Linked DNA regions of Homo sapiens: region 2 is linked to region 1. Evidence: chromatin loops called from intact Hi-C (ENCODE). Cell type or tissue: PC-3. All regions are shown on one strand.

Region 1 (8,000 bases):
CCACAGTTGGTTGAATCCTTGTATATGGAGAGCCAACTATATATATATCTATATATATATGGATATATATATGGATATATATATGGATATATATATGGATATATATATGGATATATATGGATATATATATGGATATATCTGGATATATATATGGATATATATATCTGGATATATATATGGATATATATATCTGGATATATATATATATACATATCACACATCTGTGTATATTTTTCTCTTTCTTACCACACTCACTCATTTTCTGCCTGTCCTGCCCTGCCTGGCTTCAGAAAATCTGAAGACACCAGAGCTCTACAGAAAGCCAAATAAATGGCTGTGCTCTCTGTGTAAAGTTTCAGTTACACTTAGATTCGGAACTCCTTTGGAACTCACCTAATCAATTTCATATTTAACTAATTACTGGCTTGTCTTGTATGGGGTCATTGAGAAAGAATTGCACATTGGTCACCCAGAGTCCTAGTTTCTCACTTTATCACTTCTCCCCGAGAGGATGTCTTCATAATCTCGTGTTTATACTGTATTTTCTTTTTCAAACGTAAAGAATTGAAGAACCTCACTGTGGCTACCGCTTCAGCTTTCAAAGGTAATATGCTACAGAGGGCTCAGGGTGATCGATGGATGCCCAGTGACATGAGGGGTGTGTAGTGAACATTTATTAAGTTATGGAGAGAGCAGAGAGAATTCCTTTAGAATGAGGGTTGTCAAATTGTGGCCTATGGTCCAAATCCAGCCCACTGGCTCTTATTATAAGTAAAGGCTTTTTTGTTTTTGTTTTTGTTTTTAGTTTTTTTTGTTTGTTTATTTGTTTGTTTTTTAGTCTTGCTCTGTCACCCAGGCTGGAGTGCAATGGCACGATCTTAGCTTGCTGCAACCTCGGCCTCCCAGGTTCAAGCGATTCTCCTGCCTCAGCCCCCCAAGTAGCTGGGACTACAGGTGCCCACCACCATGCCCAGCTAATTTTTGTATTTTTAGTAGAGACAGGGTTTCACCATCTTGGCCAGGCTGGCCTCGATCTCCTGATCTCAGCTGATCTACCCGCCTTGGCCTCCCAAAGTGCTGGGATCACAGGCATGAGCCACCACGCCCTGCCATAAGTAAAGTTTTATTGAAACACAGCTATGCCCATCCATTTAAGTATTGTCTATGGCTATTTTTGTGTTTCCCCAGAGTTGAATATTAGCAACAGAGAGCATCCGGCCCCTGAAGTCTAAAATATTTACTGTCTGGTCCTTTACAGGATAAATGTGTAGATCCCTGCTTTACAAACTGGTCTTGACTGCATGTTTCCATAAACTCGAGTTACTGACAAATGCGTCATAAGTCATGAATCTTGCAACATAAGAAAAAAGGATTGGCCAGGTGTGGTAGCTCATGTCTGTGATCCCAACACTTTGGGAGATCGAGGTGGAAGGATTGCTTGAGCCCAGGGATTCAAGACCAGCCTGGGCAACATGGCGAGACCCTGTCTCTATTTAAAAAAAAAAAAAAAAGTTAATAAAATAAATAAATAAAATTTTATAAACAGACAAAAGGATTTCTCAGTTTTCCTTGAGTATATATCTGAATTTCCACCTATTTTACTTTTCTTACCTATCTCTCAGGATGTCCAAGTCCTGGTACATTTAAGTAGTCGGTCTATGTATTTAGAGAAGGACTAGGAAAAATCAAAATATAGAATTCAGCCTAAGAAATGCCAGCTGTAAAAGACATATCTCACAAATCTGCTTTTTAATCTCAGGGACCAAAAGAAATAAGAGGGAAACACCTCAGTTTATTATATTTCATTTTTTAAGTCTTAAGTCTTAAGCCTTTTCTTAAGACTTACAATAATGATAGGGTATAGGTTACAAAAATGTAAAAGTATGATTTCTGGTCAGAGAAGCTTAAAATTCTGAGAAACCCTGCTATACACCATGAGTAATGTTAATAACATTTTTGTAATATTTTACAGTTTACGGTCTCTTTCCACACACACCATATCATTTTATCCTTACAATGACGCTGTGAAATGGGTTGTCCCAACAGCCCAGTTTGTCATCATCACCTCAGGGTGCTTTACTTTCGCAAGATGGAAAAATCTGTGACCTGAAACCATCTTGACCGCAGATGTAAAAATGTGTCTTCTGATTCCTACTTCCTAACTTTAAACGATCTAATCTAGTATTAAGCTAGGTAACTTTTCCTAAGTGCCCTGGAAATGTGTCCTTTTCAGGCTAAGAGTCATCTAGCAACATTCTGGCTCATTTTATATTAGTTGTTAATGGGACAAGCTCAATTCAGGACTTACAAAGTCCACAGCAAATCTGTTTATCTCCTTACCACCCTGTACCTTGGCCAATACACTGTGACAATTCAATAAATGCTGTACTATTTGAGGATGAGTTAGAAACACTGATATAGGACAAAGTGTTGTACCCTTCAAGGCTCCTTGGTCTGTTCACATTGATATTAATAGATGGTTCTCAGCTTCAGTCACAGAACTGAATAATTCAGGTCATACTAAACTACTGCACTTTTTTAAAAACTATAAAATATTCTGGGAAATTTTTTAGGTAAGTGACATATGCAAGTTATAGAAAAAGTTTAAAAGTCCACAGAAAATGAAGTTGTCTGAACTACAATTGTGTAGAAATAATCAGATCCTCAATATAAGAAATAAACTTGTTCTTAAGCTGTTTCATCTGGATTTGCATCTAGAGTGAATGTTTTATAATTAACAACATATGGCAGATAAGTAGAAAATACTACTGGTTTTTAAATATTTATTCTCTTTTGAGATTGGTAGACTAATAATTGTATCTGTAGACCAAAGTCAAAAAACCAATCAGTTTTATCTGTTGGGATTTTTGTTTCATTTTTTTGTTTTGTTTGAGATGGGGTTTCACTTTATCGCCCAGGCTGGAGTGCAGTGGTGCAATCATAGCTCACTGCAGCCTTGACCTCCTGGGCTCAGGTGATCCTCCCACCTCAGCCTCCCAAGTAGCTGGGACTACAGATGCACATTACCATACCTGGCTAATTTATATATATATACACACACACATTTTGTAGAGTCGGAGTTTCATCATGTTGCCCAGGCAGGTCTCAAACTCCTGGGCTCAAGCAATCTGCCCACCTCAGCCTCCCAAAGTGCTGAGATTACAGGCATGAGCCACTGCACCTAGCCTAGTTCTAACTGTTTTTTAATTAACATATCACACGATTGGGTAGTATTTAATCAGTATTATGTGGCTGTGTAGTATTGGAAAGTAGCTATTTGAGAGTACAATGAACACTAATGGCATTTTATAAATTGGGCTTCCTGTTATCCATAAAGATGATGGCTAACCTCGTAGCACAGCAGCATGAGCTACATACTGTACATTTGTTAATGATTCTGTATCAGACAGTACAAGAAGTAAAACGGCAGAGACATTAGATTGTACTTTACGGCCACCAGAATTCTTTGGAAGTGTGTCCTGGAACCCCTTTCTGGCAGCCTTACCTTACTGGCATTTAGATGGAAAATGAAGAGAACCTAGAAACCCTGCACGTTTGCTAAAGATAACTGAAGATGTCCACTTTATAGGTCCTTATTTATTCTTTTGGTTCTGGTTTGTTTTTTGACCCAAATAAATATCAAAATGAATTTATTAAACATTTTTGGGGGCATATTGCCAAATCGGATGCTACTATATATAAAGAAACTGTGTGGAGTATGGTAACACCATCTGGCACGATGAATAAATTTTGGGATGCTTGTGGAAATTTCAAAGAAAAATGTAGGAAATTTTGTGCATAATTTTCTTAAACTTATTTGTATGAGATCTAGGATTATACAGGTTTCCAATAGACATTTGGATGAATTTTGTTAATACTTAGATAATCCTTTAAGAAAAAAATAATGCCTGGCTTTTAACTTTTAAAAATTCATTGTTTTGGGGCCAGGCGCGGTGGCTCATGCCTGTAATTCCAGCATTTTGGGAGGCCGAGGTGGGTGGATCACAAGGTCAGAAGTTCAAGACCAGCCTGGCCAAGGTGGTGAAACCCTGTCTCTACTAAAATACAAAAAATAGCTGGGCGTGGTTGTGGGCGCCTGTATTCCCAGCTACTCAGGAGGCTGAAGCAAGAGAATCACTTGAACCTGGGCAGCAGAGGTTGCAGTGAGCCGAGATCACACCACTGTACTCCAGCCTGGGCGACAGAGTGAGACTCCGTGAAAAAAAAAAAAAAAATCCATTCTTTTGTACAATAGGGGCTTCTAACAGTAGTTATTTAAAATATGCTGTGTAAAATATTTTTAAAGGATTTGTGAACATCGTAATGCAAGCATACCTCAGAGCTATTGAGGGTTTGGTTTCAGACCACTGCAGTAAAGCAAATATTGCAATAAAGTGAGTCACACGAGTTTTTTGGTTTCCCAGCGCATAGAAGTTATGATGACACTATACTATAGTCTATTAAGTGTACAATAGAATTGTGCTCATAAAAAAGTATACACATTAATTTTAAAATACTTTTTCTTTTTTTTAAAAAAAACCGTTTTTTTTTTTCCTTCAGACGGAGTCTCACTCTGTCAACCAGGCTAGAGTGCAATGGTGCGACCTTGGCTCACTGCAACCTCTGCCTCCCAGGTTCAAGAGATTCTCCTGCCTTAGCCTCCTGAGTAGCTGGGACTACATGCATGTGCCACCATGCCCAGCTAATTTTTGCATTTTTTAGTAGAGACAGGATTTCGCCATGTTGGCCAGGCTGGTCTCGAACTCCTGACCTCAGATGATCCACCCGCTTGGACCTACCAAAGTGCTAGGATTACAGGCGTGAGCCACCGTGCCCAGCCCTTTTTTTTTTTTAGAGAGATGGGCTTTCGCTCTATTACCTGGGCTGGAGTGCAGTGGCATGGTCATAGCCCACTGTAGCCTTAAACTCCTGGGCTCAAGCAATCCTCCCATTTCAGCCTCCAGACTGGCTTGGATTACAGGAGTGACCCACCATGCCCAGCACAAAAAAAATACTTTGGTGCTGAAAAATACTAATGAGCACCTGAGTCTTTAGCAAGTCATAATCTTTTTTGCTGCTGGACAGTCTTGCCTTGACGTTGATGGCTGCTTACTGATCAAAGTAGTGGTTGCTGAAGGTTGAGGTGGCTGTGGCAATTTCTTAAAAGAAGACAACAATGAAATGTGTGACTCAATAGGCTTCTTTTGATGAAAGATTTCTCTGTAGCATGCGATGCTGTTTGACAGCATTTTACCCAAAGTGAAACTTCTTTCGAAATTGAAGTCAATGCCCTCAAGCCCTGTTGCTGCTTTATTAACTAAGTGGATGTAATATTCTAAATCCTTTGTTGTCATTTCAACAATGTTCACAGCATCTTCACTAACAATAGTTTGCATCTCAAGAAGACACTTTCTTTGCTCCTCCAGAGGAAGCAACTCTTTATCCATTCAAGTTTGATCGTGAGATTGCAGCAATTCAGTCCTATCTTCAGAGTTCACATCTCATTCTAGTTCTCCATATTTCCACTACACCTGAAATTATTTCCTCTACTGAAGTCTTGAACCCCTCAAAGTCATCCATGAGGGTTGGAATCAACTTCTTCCAAACTCCTGTTCATGTTGATGTTTTCACCTCCTCCCATGAGTCATGAATGTTCATAATGCCATCTAGAATGATGAAGCTTTTCTGGAAGGATTTCAATGTACTTACTTTGTCCAGATTTATCAGAAGAATCACTGTCTATAGCACCTGTAGCCGTACAAAGTGTATTCTTTAAATAATAAGACTAAAAAGTCAAAATTACTTTTTGATCCGTGGGCTGCAAAATGCATGTTGTGTTAGGCATGCAAACAACACTCATCTCTGCACATCTCCATCAGCACTCTTGGGTGACCAGGTGCATTGTCAATGAGCAGTAATATTTTGAAAAAAAGTATTTTTTTGAGCAGTAGGTCTCAACAGTGGGTTTAAAATATTCGGTAATCCATGCCATAAACAGATGTGCTGTCTGTCATCCAGGCTTTGTTTTTCCATTAACAGAGTCCAAGCCGAGTAAATATAGCATAATTCTCTCTCTCTCTCTCTCTCTCTCTCTCTCTCCCCGAGACAGTCTCACTCTGGTGTAATCACAACTCACTGCAGCCTCAACGTCCTGGGCTCAAGTGATCCTCTTACCTCAGCCTCCCAAGTAGCTGGGACTACGGGTGCATGCCAGCCCCCATGCCTGGCTAATTTTTGTTTTTGTTTTTTTTGTAGAGGCAGGGTTTCAACATGTTACCCAGGCTGGTCTCAAACTCCTGGGCTCACCACCAACCTCAGCCTCCCAAAGTGTTAGAATTACAGGCATGAGCCAATGCACCCAACCCTAGCAAAATTTTTAAGGCCCTAGGATTTTCAGAATGGTGACTAAGCACTGGCATCAACCTAAGTCACCAGCTGCTTTAGCCCCTAACAAGAGTGTCAGCCTGTTCTTTGAGGCTTTGAAGCCAGGCATTGACTTCACCTTTCTTGCCGTGAAAGTCTTAGATGGCATCTTCTTCCAAGAGAAGGCTGTTTCATCTATACAAAAAATCTGTTGTTTGGTGTAGCCATCTTCATCAATGGTCTTAGCTAGATGGTCTGGATAACTTACAGCAGCTTCTGTATCAGCCTTTGCTGTTTCATCTTGCAGTTTTGTGTTATGGAGATGACTGCTTTCCTTAAACCTTATGGACCAACCTCTTAAAGCTTCAGAGTTTTCTTCTTCAGCTTCCTCACCTGTCTCAGCTTTATAGAATCCAAGAGAGTTAGTGCCTTGCTCTGGATTGGGCTTTGCCTTAAGGGAGTGCTATAGCTGGTTTGATCTTCTATCTAGATCACTCAGAGGCTATCTTCACATCAGCAATCAGGCTGTTTCACCTCTTCTTCTTCTTTTTTTTTTTTTTTTTTTTTTTGTGATGGAGTCTCACTCTGTTGCCCAGGCTGGAGTGCAGTGGCACGATCTTGGCTCACTGCAACCTCTGCCTCCCAGGTTCAAGCAATTCTCCTGCCTCAGCCTCCCATGTATCTGAGACTACAGGCACGCACCACCACACCTGGCTAATTTTTTTTGCATTTATAGTAGAGATAGGGTTTCACCATGTCGGTCAGGCTGGTCTCGAACTCCTGGCTTCAAGTGATCTACCCACCTCAGCCTTTCAAAGTGCCGGGATTACAGGCGTGAACCACTCACTTTTTTTATCATTCGTGTGTTCACTGGAACTGGAGTAGGTAGCACTTTTAATATGTTTTGAGAACTTTACCTTTGCATTTACAACTAGGGTAACTGTTTGGTGCAGGAAGCCTAGCTTTTGGCCTACTTCAGCTTTCAACATGCCTTCCTTACTAGGTTTAATTATTTCTAGGTTTTTATTTATTTATTATTTTATTTTATTTTGCTTTGTTTTTGAGATGGAGTTTCACTCTTGTTGCCCAGGCTGGAGTGCAATGGTGCGATCTTGGCTCACTGCAACCTCTGCCTCCCTGGTTCAAGTGATTCTCCTGCCTCAGCCTCCCTAGTAGCCGGGATTACAGGCACGCTCCACCATGCCCAGCTAATTTTTATATTTTTAGTAGAGACAGGGTTTTGCCATGTTGGCCAGGCTGGTCTTGAACTCCTGATCTCAGGTGATCCACCCGCCTTGGCCTCCCAAAGTGCTGGAATTACACACCTGAGCCACAGTGTCCAGCCCCTAGGTTTTGATTTAAAACGACAGATCTGCAATTCTTCCTTTCACTTGAACACTTAGAGGCTATGATAGGGTTCTTAACTGATCAAATTTGAATACCGTCATGTCTCAGTTAATAGTGAAGCCAGAAAAAAGGGAGAGGAGACTGGAATGGCCAGTGGGTTGGTGGAGCCATCAGAACACACATAACTTTTATGATTAAGTTCAATGTCTTATACAGGGGTGGTTCAAGATGTCCCCCCAAAATTACAATGATAACATCAAAAATCACTGATCATAGATCACTGTAACAGA
Region 2 (8,000 bases), 90 kb before region 1:
AGCTGCTTGAATTTTGCAGAGGCAAAATCTATAGGCTCTGGTCACTTACTGCATAAGAGGAACAAAGGAACAGAAGCATAGTAGTAGTACTGGAAGTAGTAATAGTAATAGTAGAAGTATTGCTACTAGTAATAGTAGTGGTAATAAAAATGATACTCGTCATCTGGCTTTTCCACCCCCAAATGAAGTTAAGTGAAAGAGGAAAGTCAGGTCAGTGGGGGTGGCCAGTGGGGAAAGGGCAGATCATGAGTTCCAAGTCAGATGTATTAAGTATAAGATGCTGCAGGGACGGGACGCATGGCAGAATTCAAGCAGGCAAATGGAGCTTAAGAGAGGGACAGGAGGAAATGAGTAGATCTGGGAATGACAAACAGAGAGGTAGAAAGTTGCCTGAGACAGACAGGGAAACAAGAAGAATGAAAGAAGGTGGCCAGGTGCGGTGCCTTATGCCTGTAATCCCAGCACTTTGGGAGGCCAAGGTGGGCGGATCACTTTAGGTCAGGAGTTCGAGACCAGCCTGGCCAACGTGGTGAAACCCCATCTCTACTAAAAATACAAAAAATTAGCCGGGCGTGGGGCACACGCCTGTAATCCCAGCTACTCCGGAGGCTGAGGCGGGAGAATCGCTGGAACCCCATCTCTACTAAAAGTACAAAAAATTAGCCGGGTGTGGGGCACACGCTTGTAATCCCAGCTACTCTGGAGGCTGAGGCGGGAGAATCGCTGGAACCCGGGAGGCAGAGGTTGCAGTGAGCCGAGATCGCACCACTGCACTCCAGCCTGGGAGACAGAGCAAGACTCCCTCTCAAAAAAAAAAAAAAAGAAGGGAAGGCAGCCAGCCAAGCTAAGAACATTTCGAAGAATCGGTGAAGGACACAAAGAATTACGTTCCTGTCAAAGAAGAATGAGCCAGCCTGTCCATCCGCTAATTGGGAAATGGCCCCATTTTAAGAGAATAAAAGTGCTCAAATGGGTTTTATTACAGCTTCATGTGATTAAAGCTAAAAAAAAAAAAGTCCTAGTAGACCTTTTATGTCATGTTAACAATTTGGTGTTGACTAAGATGTTCTTAAAAGAACCTAAAAGCAAATCACAGCCAATGCCCTGAGTTATGTTCTAGGCCCAGGGAAAAGGCAGGAGGCAGGCAGTAGGGAACTCCTACTGTCTCGGTTCATCTCCTTCCTCATTTATGGGCTGCTTCACTCATTAGCATTGATCGCAAGGAAATGTAGTCATAAGGGTGTTAAAAACATCACTTTAAAATAAAAAATGGCAATGGGTTGCAAAGAAATTTAGTGGCGTGCTCGAGCTTTTCAAAATACACACTGGGTTTTGGTTAGGTTTTAAAAAATAAGTATTTTTTTTTTAGAGATAATACTGAAATGTTTACGAGTGAAATGATATTATTCTAGAATTTGCTTCAAAAAAAAAGGCAGAGTGGGGGATAGAGATACAGATAAAATAGGATTGGCCATGAGCTGGTCATTGTCAAAGCTGAGTGCTAGATACCTGGCAGTTATAATACAGTCCACTTTTGAATATGTTTGAAATTTACCAAAATAGCCAGGCGCAGTAGCTCAAGCCTGTAATTCCAGCACTTTGGGAGGCTGAGGCGAGTGGATCACCTGAGGTCTGGAGTTTGAGACCACCCTGGCCAACATGGTGAAACCCTGTCTCTATTAAAAATACAACAATTAGCTGGGCGTGTTGGTGGGCGCCTGTAGTCCCAGCTACTTGGGAGGCTGAGGCAGGGGAATCACTTGAACCTGGAAGGTGGAGGCAGTGAGCCGAAGTCTCGCCACTGCACTCCAGCTTGGGCGACAAGAGCGAGACTCCAGCTCAAAAAAAAAATAAATAAAAGAAAAAATAAAACGAAATTTACCAATATATAAAGATGTTCTTAAATAGTAACAGAATCACAGAAAATTCTGTTTTAATAGTTAAAAGAGTGGCATAGCGAATAAGAGGGGTGAATTTGTTGTTTTTTTTTTTTTTTTTATGTGGAAGTAATGGATTCTTTTTTTCCTCTGGTCCAAGACCACAATTTTGGGTTTTTGTTTTGTTTTGTTTTTTGGTTTTTGGTTTTTTTTCTAGACAGAGTTTCGCTCTTGTTGCCCAGGCTGGAGTGCAATGTCGCGATCTCGGCTCACGGCAACCTCCACCTCCCAGGTTCAAGCGATGCTCCTATCTCAGCCTCCCGAGTAGCTGGGATTACAGAAGTGCGCCACCATGCCCGGCTAATTTTGTATTTTTAGTAGAAACAGGGTTTCGCCATGTTGGCCAGGCTGGTCTCGAATTCCTGACCTCAGGTGATCCACCCGCCCCAGCCTCCCAAAGTGCTGGGATTACAGGCATGAGCCACCACGCCCGGCCCACAATTTTAATAGCACTCTGATCACCTCCCTTTTAACCAAAGGAAACTCCAAGATAGTAACTTTAATTCAACCAGCTGCTTGAAGACTAAGGGGGTAATAAAGAAACAAAGGAACGTTCTTCATCTGCAACTCCTCCCCTAGAATGCTATCAGTACAGGGTCTTATTTCCCTTTTAATCCAGGGGCTCTCCATTCATTTTGTTTTTTCCTTTCTTTTTTTTTTTAAAGACAGAGTCTCACTTTGTCACCCAGGCTGGAGTGCAGTGGCACGACCTTGGCTCACAGCAACCTCTGCCTCCTGGGTACAAGCGATTTTCATGCCCCAGCCTCCCAAGTAGCTGAGATTACAGGCATGTGCCACCATGCCCAGCTAATTTTTGTATTTTTAGTAGAGATGAGGTTTTACCGTGTTGGCCAGGCTGGTCACAAACTCTCGGCCTCAGGTGATCTGCCCGCCTTGGCCTCCCAACATGCTGGGATTACAGGCGTGAGCCACTGCACCTGACCTCCCTCCATTTCTTTTTGCCTCTCCCTTTCCTCTCCTCCTGCAACTTCATGCAATTATTTTGTTGAAGAAATGCAGGCCATGTGTCCTGTAGTTTTTTCCACTGGATTCTGCTGCTCTTATCCCTTGTTATTGACTCACACATCCCTCTGTTGGTTAGAAATTGATCAGATTCAACTTGATCAGATTGTTTGGCAAGACTACTTTGCAGGTGGCCTCACTTACTTTTAATTTATGCTAAATTGCTTAATTTTATGCAACCTAGCAAGCTAACTTAAACTCTTAATGAAAAAAGGAAAAATGAATAAATATAAATAATCCCTCAGCAAATTAACATTTTCATCTCTGTCAATTTGATGGGTACAAGGGTACAAGGGGTGTCTCATTGTTTTGAATCACATTTTAAAAATATTTAATGAAGCTGAGTATACATATATTTTTTTTTTTCTTTTTTCTTGAGATGGAGTTTCACTCTGTCCCCCAGGCTGGACTGCAATGGCACGATCTCAGCTCATTGCAACCTCTGTCTCCCGGGTTCAAGAAATTCTCCTTTCTCAGCCTCCCAAGTAGCTGGGACTATAGACGTACACCACCATGCCCAGCTTATTTTTGTATTTTTAGTAGAGACGGGGTTTCGCCATGCTGGCCAGGCTGATCTCAAACTCCTGACCTCAGGTGATCTGCCTGCCTCAGCCTCCCAAAGTGCTGGGATTACAGGCGTGAGACACCACGCCCAGCTGCAGCTGAGTATTTTTTATATATCCACTGTCATCTGTATTCATTTTTCTGTGAACTCCCTGTTCAAGTCATCTGCTCGTTTTTATAACAGGTTATTATTATTGTTTTCTTTGTAAAAGAAGGCATTGCCCCTTTTGTAGTTAGTGTTGCAACACACACACACACACACACAAACACATACACTGTTTTTTTTCCTTTTTGGTTATATAAAATTTTAAATTTTTACATTCTTTTATGTTCTCTGCATTTTCATAAGGTAAAAACATTCTTTCCGCTTCCCCAATGGCTAGATAGTTCTTCCAATATCACCTATTAATCTGTCTACTTGTTTCCAAATGAATTGTACACAACTTTTTAATATTTAAGCCTCTTATTCTTTTGTATAAGTTCATTGGCTGACATGTCCAAAACATATATGAAATATTCATGTAGACATCTTCATTTGATCCTCACTTTAAGAGAATTCTTTCTTGCTTTTCACAATTAAAAAAAAATGATGCTGGCTTTGGATTCAGCTGAATAGACCAACTGAATGATTTTTCTCATGTTGAGGAGGTATATCACTCTTTTCATTTTACTGAGTGGGCTAGGCTGAGGATGGTTCCCAAGTTCATGCCCATATCCTAATCCATGCAACCTATGAATGTTATCATGATAATTTTTTGCAGATGTGATTAAATTAAGGCTTTTGAGATGAGAAGATGAGCCTAAATTATCCAGGTGGGACTTAAATGCAATCAGAAGTGTCCTTACACAGAGGGGCAGAGGGAGAGTAGACACACCCAGAGAGGAGAAGGAGAGGCGAAGGCTGAGTCAGAGACTTTGGTGATGCAGCTGCAATGTAAGGAATGCCAAAGGCCAGCAGCCACCACAGGCATGGATCCTCTCCCAGAGCCTCTGGAGGGAGCCTGACATGCCAATACCTTCACTGTAGACTTCTGGCCTCCAGATGTCAGAGAAAAAATTTCTGGTGTTTTAACGGGACAGAATACAGAGCCCAGAAATAAGGCTGCACACCTACAACCATCTGATCTTCGACAAAGTGGACAAAAACAAACACTGGGGAAAGGACTCCCTATCCAATAAAAGGTGCCGGAATAACTAGCTAGCTATATGCAGAAGGTTGAAACTGGATCCCTTCCTTATACCATATACGAAAACCAACTCCAGAGGGATTAAAGATTTAAATGTAAAACCCAAAACTATAAAAACCCTGGAAGACAACCTAGGCACTACCACTCAGCCATAGGAATGGGCAAAGATTTCATAATGAAGATGCCAAAAGCAACTGCAATAAAAGCAAAAATTGACAAACAGGATCTAATTAAACTAAAGAGCATCTGCACAGCTAAAGAAATTATGAATAAACAGACAACCTACAGAACGGGAAAAAATTTTTGCAAACTATGCATCTGACAGAGGTCTCATATCCAGCATCTATAAGGAACTTAAACACATTTACAAGAAAAAAGCAAACAGCCCCATTAAAAAGTGGGCAAAGGACACAAACAGACACTTTTCAAAAGAAGATATACATGTGGCTAACAAGCATGTGAAAAAAAGCTCATCACTGATCATTAAAACCACAGTGAAATAACATCTCAGACCAGTCCGAATCAAATCAAAACCACGGTGAAATAACATCTCAGACCAGTCTGAATCAAATCAAAACCACGGTGAAATAACATCTCAGACCAGTCTGAAAGTCTATTATTCAAAAGTGAATAATAATAATAATAATAATAATAACAGATGCCAGCGAGGTTGCAGAGAAAAAGGAATGCTTATACATTGTTGGTGGGAGTGTAACTCAGTTCAACTATTGTGGAAAGCAGTGTGGCTATTCCTCAAAGAGCTAAAAACAGAACTACCATTTGACCCAGCAATGCCATTACTGGGTCTATATCCAGAGGAATAGAAATCATTCTACCATAAAGACACATACACATATATGTTCACTGCAGCACTATTCACAATAGCAGAGACGTGGAATCAATCCAAATGCCCATCAATGATAGACTGGATAAGAAAATGTGGGCCGGGCACAGTGGCTCACACCTGTAATCCCAGCACTTTGGGAAGCCAAGGCGGGCAGAATAGTTGAGGTCAGGAGTTCAAGACCAGCCTGGCCAACATGGTGAAACCACGTCTCTACTAAAAATACAAAAATTAGCCGGGCGTGGTGGCACGTGCCTGTAATCCCAGCTACTCAGGAGGCTGAGGCAGGAGAATTGCTTGAACCCTGGAGACAGAGGTTGCAGTGAGCCAAGATGGTGCCATTGCACTCCAGCCTGGGCGATAGAGTGAGACTCCGTCAAAAAAAAGAAGGAAGGAGGGAAGGAAGAAAGGAAGGAAGGAAGGAAGGAAGGAAAAAAGACAATGTGGTACATATACACCACGAAGTACTATGCAGCCATAAAAAAAGAACGAGATCACATCCTTTGCAGGAATATGGGTGGAGCTGGAGGATATTATCTTTAGCAAACTAATACAGAAAGAGAAAACCAGATTATCTCATGTTCTCACTTATATAAATGAGAACTAAATGATGAGAACACACGGACACATGAGGGAACAACACACACTGGGGCCTATCAGAGGGTGGAAGGAGGGGGAGGGAGAGGATCAGGAAAAATAACTAATGGGTACTAGGCTTAATACTTGGGTAATGAAATAATCTGTACAACAAATCCCCATGACACAAGTCTACCTATATAACAAACCTGCACATGTACCCCTGAACGTAAAACAAAACTTAAAAAAAAAAAATTCAGGGGTTTTAAACCACCAAGTTTGTGGTAATTTGTTACAGCAGCTACAGAAAATTATTAAATAATATGCTGTTATCAGAAATGGACAATGAATTTTGTCAAATTTTCTTCCAACATTTATTGAAATAATGCAGCATCCTTCCTGCCACACCCACACTGCCACACTCTCTAACAAATGTATTTCTTGCTTTTCCCATGCTCTTCTCTTCCTTTCCCTACCCCACTTTCACTCTCTTGCCTTCTTAACTCCTGTAGCATTTGGCCTTCAGAAGCATCTTGTGATCCTGCATTGCTAGTGGCGACAGAAACAAAGAACTGGCTAATCCCTGGACTCAAGAAACATCTACAGAGTCTCCATTTGACAATATAAGAAGGCAAAACAACCAAAGTTGAGAAATTAACTGCAAACTATAAAGAATGGATATTAGCAGAGGAGTCCCCTCCTGCTCTTCAGTGGAGCAAGGAAGGAGGAGAGGCTGACCCCCTTCCAGGTCTTTCTAACTCAACGCCATCTTGGAGGAAAAAGCATAAGGAAGAAATGCAGCTCTTTCCCCAGGCCTGAAATTCCTCATGAATTCTGAAACTCTTCATGTTCCCTACCAACAAGAAACAAGAGGGTAAAGAAACCGCGGCCAAAATAATAGAAAATATATGGCAAGATTCTTTACCCTGTAACTCAAATCCTGCAACCTGGAAAACCTCAGTTTAATCCTTTGCCCCATGGCTGTTTCTGCAATGTCTAGTTACCTTTCTTTCCAGAGAAGCTGGACGTTTGTGAGAGTCATGTTTTGCAAACCATAGCCTAGCAAAAGAACACAGTAGCCTTTGCCTTTTGTTCGGCTACATACTTTCCTGGCTTAGCGCATTTCCCACTGGTGACACTTCTGGCTAAGGGTTCGTGATGCCCAATTAAAAAGCAAAGACAAAGAAATTGCTTCAAGAAAATCAAAAAATTTAAATCTGAGATTTTCTAAAAAGAGAACGCTAATCTACAAAAACTAACAACTTATTTTCAAAGTACTGTAGTTTGGTTCATGCAAGTGTACTCATTTCAATATTAACTAGTTCAGATCCTCACGTAACCCTTAAAGTGAAAATTCCACAGTCCTATAGAAAGATTTAAACTCTAACTTTTTAACTCCTGAAGAAATAATCATTACCGTAATTAACAACTATTGCTTCAGGCAATGCCATAACTCAGGGTGTCAAAAGAAGTGGAGTTCTGTAGTCTTAGGTAATAAGTCTGGAAATTGTTCCAGGCAGTCACCTTGAAATATCTAAATCAGTTAATTGCGAAGACTGAGCACAAGAAAAAGTATATAAATTCTCTATTGTACCAGAACAATGTTCCACCTATGTGATCACAGAAATGTGGGTGAAACGTATTAGAGTAAATATGTTCCATGTAGTCTCATATACACTGTAACCTATGCAATGTTCCCAAACTTATTTTATTTTTCCTTTTTTCCTTTTTTTTTTTTTTTTTTTGAGACAGAGTTTCACTCTTGTTGCCCAGGCCGGAGTGCAATGGCGCAATCTCAGCTCACTGCAACCTCCATCTCCCAGGTTCAAGTGATTCTCCTGCCTCAGCCTCCTGAGTAGCTGGGATTAC

Evidence for each region. Hi-C counts contacts between places; a loop is a spot of excess contacts. Peaks named below come from ENCODE experiments on the same cell type or tissue, not always from the same donor. Only the 100,000 strongest peaks of a DNase experiment are listed, where the experiment ranks them.
Region 2: a loop joins it to region 1, with 2.2 times the contacts of the local background. A loop is called at or near these places in 17 of 110 quality-filtered maps.

The regions. Positions count from the first base shown.
Region 1 is chr17:69,398,636-69,406,635 of GRCh38, reverse strand. No RefSeq gene overlaps it. Among named protein-coding and RNA genes, the nearest start is that of MAP2K6, 12 kb to the left of the region's middle. In PC-3, no CTCF peak of the experiment used is centred here; DNase peaks (open chromatin) are centred at 2,045 and 4,375; H3K4me3 peaks cover 1,114 bases; H3K27ac peaks cover 3,833 bases.
Region 2 is chr17:69,489,097-69,497,096 of GRCh38, reverse strand. The region is part of intron 1 of MAP2K6 (mitogen-activated protein kinase kinase 6); the gene reads right to left. Among named protein-coding and RNA genes, the nearest start is that of MAP2K6-AS1, 7.6 kb to the right of the region's middle. In PC-3, a CTCF peak has its summit at 4,515 (motif pointing right); a DNase peak (open chromatin) is centred at 4,436.